2 separate regions of the Homo sapiens genome follow, and region 2 is linked to region 1. The links are chromatin loops, found by intact Hi-C in ENCODE. Cell type or tissue: CD14-positive monocyte. All regions are shown on one strand. Region 1 overlaps LINC01484 (long intergenic non-protein coding RNA 1484). Region 2 has its middle 20 kb from the start of CPEB4.

What was found. Peaks named below come from ENCODE experiments on the same cell type or tissue, not always from the same donor. Only the 100,000 strongest peaks of a DNase experiment are listed, where the experiment ranks them.
Region 2: it touches region 1 in a loop (1.9-fold over the local background); 2 of 110 quality-filtered maps call a loop at or near these places.

The regions. Positions count from the first base shown.
Region 1 is chr5:173,734,874-173,739,873 of GRCh38, forward strand. All of the region lies in intron 1 of LINC01484 (long intergenic non-protein coding RNA 1484), which reads right to left. Among named protein-coding and RNA genes, the nearest start is that of LINC01484, 8.8 kb to the right of the region's middle. RefSeq lists an enhancer at 2,263-2,422. In CD14-positive monocyte, no CTCF peak of the experiment used is centred here; a DNase peak (open chromatin) is centred at 2,318.
Region 2 is chr5:173,866,258-173,871,257 of GRCh38, forward strand. No RefSeq gene overlaps it. Among named protein-coding and RNA genes, the nearest start is that of CPEB4, 20 kb to the right of the region's middle. In CD14-positive monocyte, no CTCF peak of the experiment used is centred here; DNase peaks (open chromatin) are centred at 214, 384 and 2,464; H3K4me3 peaks cover 2,582 bases; H3K27ac peaks cover 3,367 bases.

The sequences.
Region 1 (5,000 bases):
CATATTTTTTTTGGTGGTGGGGGCGCGCACCTGGTTGGGCCACAGCCAAGCCTGTTTCTTCCTGTTCCTCATGGTCTCTCTCAGCTCCAGAATGGAACCGCCTCTTCCTTTATTTCCCCCGGGAAGAAAACAGGCTTTTAGTTTCCCTCACACCTTAGTCGGAAGCCCACGTCACCATTCTCAGGTGCATGAGCTTTGAGAAATTTGCTTCACTTCTGGGAGCCTCCATTTTCTCCTCTACGAAACAGCAAATTACACCTGTTTCTCCTGGCTGTTGGGGGATTACATGAGAGATGGAGGTAAAAGTCCCAGCTTAGCACCTGGTCCACGACCAGTATTCAGCCTGGTTCTCTCTCATCTCCCCTTCACCCTCTCCAGAGTCAGCACGTGTGTGGTCTGGAGACAGCTGAGCTGGTGGTCTCTCCCCAGGGCCCTCCTGCCGGCCTGGATGCTGACTGCCCCTCTTTGCCTCAGAGCCGTGAGCCATGAGCCGTGCCGGATTGCCCCAACCAGCCTGCGCTTCTCATTACAGAGCCGGCCTGTAATTAGACTGTCGCTTGGCTTTGGAGAATGTGCCTGTCAGCACCCCTGGCTCTTCTGCCTCTGCAGAGGCCCCTTTATTTGCTGGCGAGACCTCATCTCCGTGCACAGAGCCATCCTTGGAAATGAGGTGATGTCTGTTCTTCCTGTGACCCTCTTTCACTTGGGGTCAGCTGAGACAAGACCTGCAGGACATGGATGGATGGAGAGGCAGGTGACAGAACACAGACTTAGTCCCGGCAGGGAGGGCAAGGAAGGGATCCAGAAAGAGAACTCTGCAGCGTCTTCTGCTAGGCTGCCAGGCCACTGCACTGCAGATTCTGAAACAAGTTAGGTCTTCTTGGGGTTTCCTGACATAACTGTCCTCACCCTGACATCTCAGCCTGAGAGGGAGGAGTGAAGGATACAAGTGTCAGGCAGACCTGGCCTGAATCCTGGCTTTGCCTCTTACTAGCTGTGTGACCTTTGACAAGTGACTTCCCTGTTCTGGGCCTCAAATTCTCTACCTGTAAAAATGGCGCAAATGACACTTCAGAAGCTTGTTATGATGATTAAGTAGATGCAAAACACTTGGATACACTAATCACTCCAAATAATACATGATAGCTGTTATCTTCTTTTTTTTTTTTTTTTTGAGACGGAGTCTCGTTCTGTCGCCCAGGTGGGAGTGCTGTGGTGCGATCTCCGCTCACTGCAAGCTCCGCCTTCCGGGTTCACGCCATTCTCCTGCCTCAGCCTCCCGAGTAGCTGGGACTACAGGCGCCCGCCACTGCGCCCAGCTAATTTTTTGTATTTTTAGTAGAGACGGGGTTTCACCGTGGTCTCGATCTCCTGACCTCATGATCCGCCCGCCTCGGCCTCCCAAAGTGTTGGGATTACAGGCGTGAGCCACCGCGCCCAGCCCAGCTGTTACCTTCTTTAGCCGGGTTCCATCCTGTTTCCTTTCCAGCATTTGGCTGTGCTTTTGCCCATGCAGGTCCCTCTACCCAGAATATCAATATCCTGAATGATTTGTTTAGCAAACTCCTATTGATTCTCCAAGACCCAGCTCAAATGTCCCTTCCTCTGTGAAGCCTTCCCTGACTACCCGAGCAGCTGGTTACTTTGTCATCTGTACTCCAACATAATTTGCTTTTGCTTTTGATGCAATCCAGTCATTGCATGGTAACTATTGTAACTGTTCCCACTGCCCTCCGCCCTGCCCCCACACCCTGCACCGGCAATCCTTGATGTACCCTGAGCCCTTGGCTAGGCTGTGAGATCATGAAAGATAAGGCCTCTACTTGTTCTTCCTGGTAATTCACAGCGTGGATGTTTTGTGATTCTTGAGTTGAATGAATATATGACTGCTGGAAACAAATAAATGGACAAATGGATGATTATAGGGAACATTAAACACTGATATAAGAAAAGCACAGGTCCAAGGAAACTGTGCCCTTTTCCCCACATATTGCTTTATTCAAGCCCAGGCTGGGTTAAACGTTCAGGAATAAGGAAGGCTATATTCTGCCTAGAGAGAGACCACCTAGGATGGAGGATCATGGAAAGAAACTGGAGACAAAAAAGGAGGAATTCTAGACCCATCTGTCCCCCGGACCTGCTGAGCGACCTCAGGCCAGTCTCTTAGCCTCTCTCTGCTGCAGCACAGAAGGCTTCAGAAAGCCCCCACCCCTGGGGCTGGGGGAAGAAACCCACGGTCTGAAGAATGTAGAGGCCAAGCTAAGGTCAGTCACGGCTGACGCCCTTTCAGGAAGGCCCCACTCCTTGACCCATGACGGCAGAGACTGGTGACACCTGCCAGCCCCACCCTGGAGAAGGAAGGGCCTCAACCACAGTCACGGCTATGAGCTGGAATGTTTCCAAGAGAGGCCCCTGCGGAAGGAGCCAGGCACTGGCTGCTGGAGTGAGCATCAGTTGTAGATACAGGGTGTGCAGGTCTGGACCTGACCACACCCCAGCATCACAGAGGCCACTTGCTCCCAGTCCAAAGAGGCCTTCTATCACCTCCTAGCACACTCCAATTCTTCTGAACCGTGCAGGCTTTGTGCTCGCTTCTCCCCTGGGCTGGCCCTTTCTCCTCATTCTGGCCACATTGTAAGTCATCTCCTTAGGGACCTCCTTTAACCACCCCACCTAAATTGCCTCTCTCATTCCTGGTCTCTCTTCAGTCACTCTCTACTTCTCCGCCTGATTTTATTGACCTCCCAGCACTCACCCCACCCTGAACCATCTCATCTTCTTCTGTGTTTACTGCCTGACTCTCCTTTATACCCTCAGTTGTGAGTCAATGACCCGGTCTCTCTTAGTTAGGTTTATCCCCAAGTCTTAGCACAGAGCCTAGTACAGAGTGGGCCACAGGGGTTGAGTGAATGTTTGTTAAGTGAATGAGTGAGCTATGAATAAGTAAGTGGATGGATGGATGGATGGACGGATGGATGGATGAGTGGGCCAAACTCTCTGAACCTAAGTGGGAACAGGCCTCTGTGTGTGGTACCAGGCCAATAGGCTATGGGTTTTCTCACGTGCATCTCGACAGCTGGGTCTTGTGCTGAGACCTTGGAGCCCCTCCATGGGCTCTGGAGGGTCCAATTTTTGGCTGTACCCTCAGTTGCCAGCACAGGGCCAGAGTCGATGTCCAGAAACTGGGCATGCCTATGTCCAGTGAATGGACAGGGTCAAATTCCTGTAGCAGGAGCCATTGGGAAGTAGTTAAGAGCATGGCTCGGGAGTCAGGAGTTGATGACCTGGGTTCAAATCTCAGCTGTGACACTTTCTCACTCAGTAGACAGAGCACTTTTCTTACCCTCTCTGGGCCCCAATTTCCTTAGTACCAAACAGACTATATCGGTAGCTACCCCATGGGGATATTGTGAAGAGGGAGTGAGACAATGCATAGAAAGTGCTGGCACTCCATAAGGACTCAACACTAACATCAGAGCCCATGGCTCCAGCACCTGCTGAGGGTGCTGGCCCACCACAGCGGGCACCTGGTAGGTGCTTGTTAAGTGAGCAATGAACTCACATGAAAAGCGATGCCACCTTCAACCTCCCTCTCAGGCCATCCAGTGTCTTCTTCAGTTGAGACCCCTCCAACACCTCCCTTTACTGCTCCTGCATTGCCACCCTACGCTGAGCTATAGCTACATCCCGTCATGGTGTGCTGGAGAGAAGGGTGGGACCACTTTGATTTGGTTTTCTTGGTCAGATAGTTCATTTGGCAAGCATGGTCCTGTTGCCTACTCTGTGAGCAGTGTGAAGCTGAAATAAGGAACAGAATCCCAAAACATCAGGGATCATCATAGACTCTCCCAGTTGGGAGGAGACATTCAGGCTTTTCTCCTTCAAGAACGGGGAAACTGAGGCCTCCCTTGGGAAGCAGACTTGCAAGTTGATGGCAAAACTGGGACTCACTCCTTGATGCTTTGGCTTCCAGAGCTGCAGCCCTAAAGGGAGTGCTGCCCTCAGAAAGGAATCCTTTTTGTGTCCGGAGAAAAAGTCAGGTCATACTTGGAGAGTTTTAATTTGTTTAAAAGGGCTATGACTGGCCGGGCATGCTGGCTCACGCCTGTAATCCCAGCACTTTGGGAGGCCGAGGTGGGCGGATCACGAGGTCAAGAGATCGAGACCATCCTGGCCAACCTGGTGAAATTCCGTCTCTACTAAAACTACAAAACACAAACACACACACACACACATTAGCTGCATGCGCCTGTAGTCCCAGCTACTTGGGAGGCTGAGGCAGGAGAATCACTTGAACCCAGGAGGCGGAGGTTCAGTGAGCCGAGATTGCGCCACTGCACTCCATCTTGGTGACAGAGCAAGACTCTGTCTCAAAAAAAAAAAATGCTACAACCACCTCCCAGACAATCTTAAAAATGAAAACAAACAGAAACAAAAGCAAAAAGTCTCTGATTGGCATAAACAACAAAGAAGTGGTAAGCTGGGGACTGGCCGAGTCTGGTGTCCCCTCTCCTTCAGTTCCACCCTGCTGGGGTGCCGCCAGCACTGACCCCGACCCGAATCCCTCACCCCACAAGGCAGCAGTGGTTGTGGCATTGCAGCTACACATCTACACACCGTCTCTTCCAGGCTTTCCTAGAAGTCTCCAGTCAGCCTCCCTTGCATCTCCGTTGCCTAAATTGGGTCTCGTGCCCATTCCTAAGTCAGCCCTTGTGGTTCTTATTGGCAAGGACTGGGTTAACATATTTCTCCTTTCAACAAATATTTATTAAGTACCTGCTATAGGCAGCATAGCTATGAACAAAATAGAAGAAAGTTCTAAAAATTGACATATTAGAACTAGCAGGAGGATACAGACAAAAAACAAATGAGTAAAATATGCAATACTGTTAGATGTGATCAGTGCTAGGGAGAAAAATACAGCAGGGAAGGGAGAAGGCGAGTGCACGTTGGGGAAGTAGCCATGTTAACTAGAGTGGTCTAAGCAGAGACCGAGGGAG
Region 2 (5,000 bases), 130 kb after region 1:
CATCCTTGCTGCAGCAGTGAGGAGTGTAGCTCGGTGCTGAGGCTGGCAAATGCAGCATCTGATGCAATCTATTGCATTACTGAATGTGCAGTGCTCATGTTTTAAAAAAAGAAGAAAAAAGGAACGAAAAAAAAAAAAAAAACGCTGTAGAAATGGTTGGAAGGCGGGGAGGCCCAGAACCCGGCCAATTGAAAAGCAGCAGCTGGCTTTACCAACGTCGATCGCAGTGCCCATCAAACAGGAAGCAGGCGAGGACCCTGGCTGTCCAGGTCCTCGCCAATCCCAGCCAGCCAGACAAGGAAGGCTGAGGGCACTCTGACAAGGCCCTTTCAGCCAGCTCCCGCAGCCAGGCCCAGCTGTACAAAGCAGTGTCACTGCCTCAGAGGAGACCATCTGGGGGACAATAGTTCCGGGATAGTCTGTCCTCTCTCTGTGTGCTCTGTCACCCCCAGGCTCCGCCTCAGCTGCTGCCCGCACCAGGCCAGGGGGAGACTTCCCCATTTCCTCCTTTAAAAGGCTCATCAGGAAGGAAAGAAGAGCAAAAAGCAACGGGTAAAATAAGGTTTAGCTTCATCCAACACAAAAGGGGGTGAGATAAAGGACAATTGTGTGTCAAACCCAGTATGAAACATACTGGGGCAAGGCTAATGAGTGGGGGCCCACCCGAGAGAGAACGTCAGTAGGATCTAGCAGCTGGTCGCCACCACTGTTCAGGGGCTGAAGGCTTGCTAGAACCAATTGGACTGTGCGTGAAGTCTTCTGGCTCGGACCGACGGTTTCAGGGACAAGCGGCCCAGGACTCCGATCCCAGCTCAGTCGCAGGTACCGGCATACAGCCACTTCCGCGGTACCCTGTGGCCCCACCCCTGGGCACAGATGATTGAGCCAGGAGAAGAGGTCAGCTGACCAAGAAAGACCAATCAGAACCCCACTCTTCCAGTGGGAACACCCACCTCTCAACACCTCGAGGGCAGGATTTTTTGTTTTGGTGTTTGTTCCTCCCCGCCCTTTTTATCTATTTTGTGCACTGCTATATCTTAAATGCCTAAAATAAAACCCATAACCTAGCAGTTGCTCAGTATGTATTTAACTGAATCATGCTCTATACTTCAAGTCAGGATTCAGCCAACTGGTCTCCCTCGAACTAGAACTGAAGTTCCCTTAACTGGGAAACTGGGGCAGTCCTGCTCTGCAAAATGGACTTCAGGGTGTGCAATGGGAAAAGAAGGAGGAGAATGAGCAAGAAGAATGGAGGCAGAGAGAGTGGTGACAGGCTTCCCGAATACATCCCAGTATCCTTATGATAATGTTCTTCTTTTTCCTTAAGCTAGCTGGAGTGGGTCTTCATATTTAAAACCAAGTCATTCTAGCCCAAACAGCATGTCTCCCTGAAATCCTTTCCCAAAAGGATTGGTGAAAAGTCCCATGAACTCCTGAAATATTTTTAGCTTAGTGCACTTGGAGGCATGAGGCACAACTTTAGTCCTTCCCCAAATACCTTGTCTGATCTGCCAACTGAGACACCGCAGAGGGAAAGTGATAGGGTGGCCAGTTCTGGGGCCTCACTGCCTGACCCCAATCCTGGCTCCTGCCCACCCTCCCTGAAACCCAACTCAGGTTATCTAACCCTTCTGAATTTCTTCCTTTGCAAAATGAAATTATAATAGCATCCATCTCCATGGCTTATTTTGAAAACATAAAGTGCTTTGTACAGTGTTTAGCACATGGTTAGTGCTAGATAAGTAATAATGTATCCAATACATTGAATAAGCAGGACTCATTAAAGCAACTTTATTTTTGTCTCCCATTTCTCTTTAGAACTCTTCATTGTGTTCAGTCCATTCTTTGCCCCAGAATGAGAATATGGACAGATCCTTGAGTTTTCTAATCATTGTTAAGTAATAAAACATCCTGTGGTTGCTTTAAATCAGGGACGTTGCTTCAATTCATTATTTACATTTTCTTCCCTCTTTCCCCTAAGGCCTGCTGCCAACAGAAACCTGTGGGTCTGGCTTTTCTGCTCCTCCACTAGCTTGCTAACCTATTTTCTGGTGCTTCCAAGAATCACGTGGGGATAGAGAAGGGAGGTAAAGGGGATAAGGAAGTTCTTAATTGGACGGTACTGTCAAAGACTGGCTTTGTCCTCTCTGAGTCTGATAGATGTTTTAAGTTGACAGTTTCCCTCCTGAATGCTCTATAGGTTATTTGGGGACAGCCCTGCTGCCCCACCAATGATTATAACTGCCTCGATGCAGGTGAGCTTTTTGTTTGCCCAGTAACTCGCCATTCCCCTTCTTGGCCTCTCCAGGTACTTTCTTCTGGACAGAATCCCTTTCACAATGACCCCAGGCTGACATTCCTACTAGGAATGTAATACCCCCTTCCCCTGCCCTCCGCCTCATCTATCGTTGCCCAACCATTGTAGGCCATGTCCCTACTTCCTCTCCTCTGCTACCACCAACTACAGCTTCCTTAAGCATGAGTCAGACCCCAGCCCACCACAATCCCCCAGTTGCAAGGCACACAAAACAAGCTCTCTGGGAGTCACTAGGAACTAGGGCTAAGGCTGAAGGCACAGACTCCTTTTCCAAAGAAGTCTTCACAAAATCTTTCCTAAATTTCCAAAACCCAACCCTTTTCTGTCTTCCAAAGGGGTGGCAAGCTTTGATAAATGTGCAACTGGTTTTTGCATTTTACTTTTGTAAATCCTGCACTCTTGGGCTGGCCTCAGCCCACCTGTGGCTTGTAGCAGCTGTCATACCTTAGTTCCTCAGGTAAAACTTCAATTTTAACCTCCCGTTGCATTAATAATAAATCAACATGTGCACGTGACCTTTCAGAGCCCAAAATGTGATCATATGCATTATCTTACCTATTCTGCACTGCAGCTCTATTGAGGTGGCAATTCTGCTCTCTCCATTTTTCAGATGAGGAAACTGAGGCATAGAGAGGTCAAGAAGCTTGTACAAGATCACACATCTGGGAAATGAAAGTCAGATTTGCACCCATGTCTACCTGACTCCTTTTCACTGCCAGAGATATCCTCCCAAGGGGAAAGACATATAAGGGCACTGTGCCCTTGATCTGTAAGCCTGGCACTTGAGACTTCCATGGCCCCCAGGCATTCCTGATTCAGGGGATGTCCCAGAAGCCACCCTGGAAAGGCAGTGGCCTCCTCAATACAGAGCTAAAATACAAACGTGAGACTTCCTTGAAGCGGATCGAGGCAGCCAGCCCTGTGACTGGCAGCTGAGTTCAGAGAACCAGCCAAAGCAAAGCCGTGTTTCCTTTGCACATAAAGCATCCATTCTCAGCCATGCACACTGGCACAGACACTCACAGACCAGAGCCTCAAAGGGCTGGACAAAGAAACAGACACAGGCAAGAGCAAAAGTTTTTTTTTTCTTTTCTAAATGCAAAGCCCAGATAATACTCAACATGTATATACAATTTTCATATGAGCTGAATTTTTTATAGAAAAGGCAGAGACTTCTTGTGCCAAAGTTTTGGGGGCAGATGGCTGGGGGGTTGTTTATAAAGACAGATTTATAGCCTGTGGCCCCTTCTTCATGGGCTGAAAATACCCCGGCTCTGTTTCCCCCATGTTTCTCATTTTCCACCCATCTTCTCCTTTTCCCCTTTTCGTTTTTGATACCTTTCAGTGGCCAGCCCTGGCCAGCTACCCTTCAGTAGCTACAGAGATGAGCTATTCAAACCTTCCTCCAGAGCCCTACAGTCAGGTAGGGGAGACAGACAAGAAAAGCCAATAATGAAAATACAGAATAAGGCCAGGTGTGGTGGCTCACGCCTGTAATCCCAGCACTCTAGGAGGCCGAGGCGAGTGGCTCACCTGAGTTATCAGGAGTTCGAGACCAGCCTGACCAACATAGTGAAATCCTGTCTCTACTAAAAATATAAAAATTAGCCAGGCATGGTGGCGGACACCTGTAATCCCAGCTACTTGGGAGGCTGAAGTGGGAGAATCACTTGAACCCGGGAGGCAGAAGTTGCAGTGAGTGGAAATCACATTGCACTCCAGCCCGGGTGACAGAGCAAGACTCTGTCTCAAAAAAAAAAAAAAAAAAAAAAAGACAAGACAAGACACTAATAGAGCAAAGGAAATATACATAGAGTGGGGAGGGGGCAGGTGGGATCAGAGGGGATTTTCACGATATGTTACCACTGGTACTGACTGACCAGATAGAATGATTCCATGACCCATTGGAATGGACTCCAGCCTTTACATGGGATTTGGTGACTATCAGCTCATGGTAGAATAAGAGAAAGCTTCATGGAGGAGGTGAAGACTGAGCTGAGGTGTAAAGGGCATGTTTGTGAGGCAGGCATATTTGAGATGTGGCAGTTTCGGGCCAAGGGAACAGTAAAGGCAGAGAGGCAGGAGAGAAAGTCCATTAGGGGAACTATCAGGACCTCTCCATCGCTGATCCCTCGGAGGCCCAGAGTGGTCAGTAGGTATCTGTTGAATTAATAAAAGAATAATGAGTCAATGAATGAAGTGGAAAATGTGTGGTAGGGGGGCATAGAGGGTGAGGCTGAAGAGCAGCAGGGAGGCAATAAGATAGCTACCATTTATTGCAGTCTGAGATGTGCCAGAACTTTACGCAGATTATATTATTCTATCCTTCCCATCAGGGCTAGCTAAATTGTCTATATTGTATGAGTGAGGAACCTAGAGCAGTCCCAGGCACAGAGAGCGTGTTAGACAGGTATTAGTATTACCCCAGAGTTACAGATATGCATGTTGAAACTCAGAGAAATAAGGTAACAGTTTGTACAGCCAGGCCTTTCTGACCCCAAATCTCATTCTCTTATCTCAAATCCTAGAGGAGAGTACGGCCATTTAACTTACGTGAATTTTGCTATACACATTTGCGGGGGTGGTGGGAAAGGAAATTTTAAGAACATGGGCCATTCTTCTCATCATGATCTATGCCATGGAGTAAACGTGGGGCAGAGCCTGAATCTAAAAAGGTTGCCTT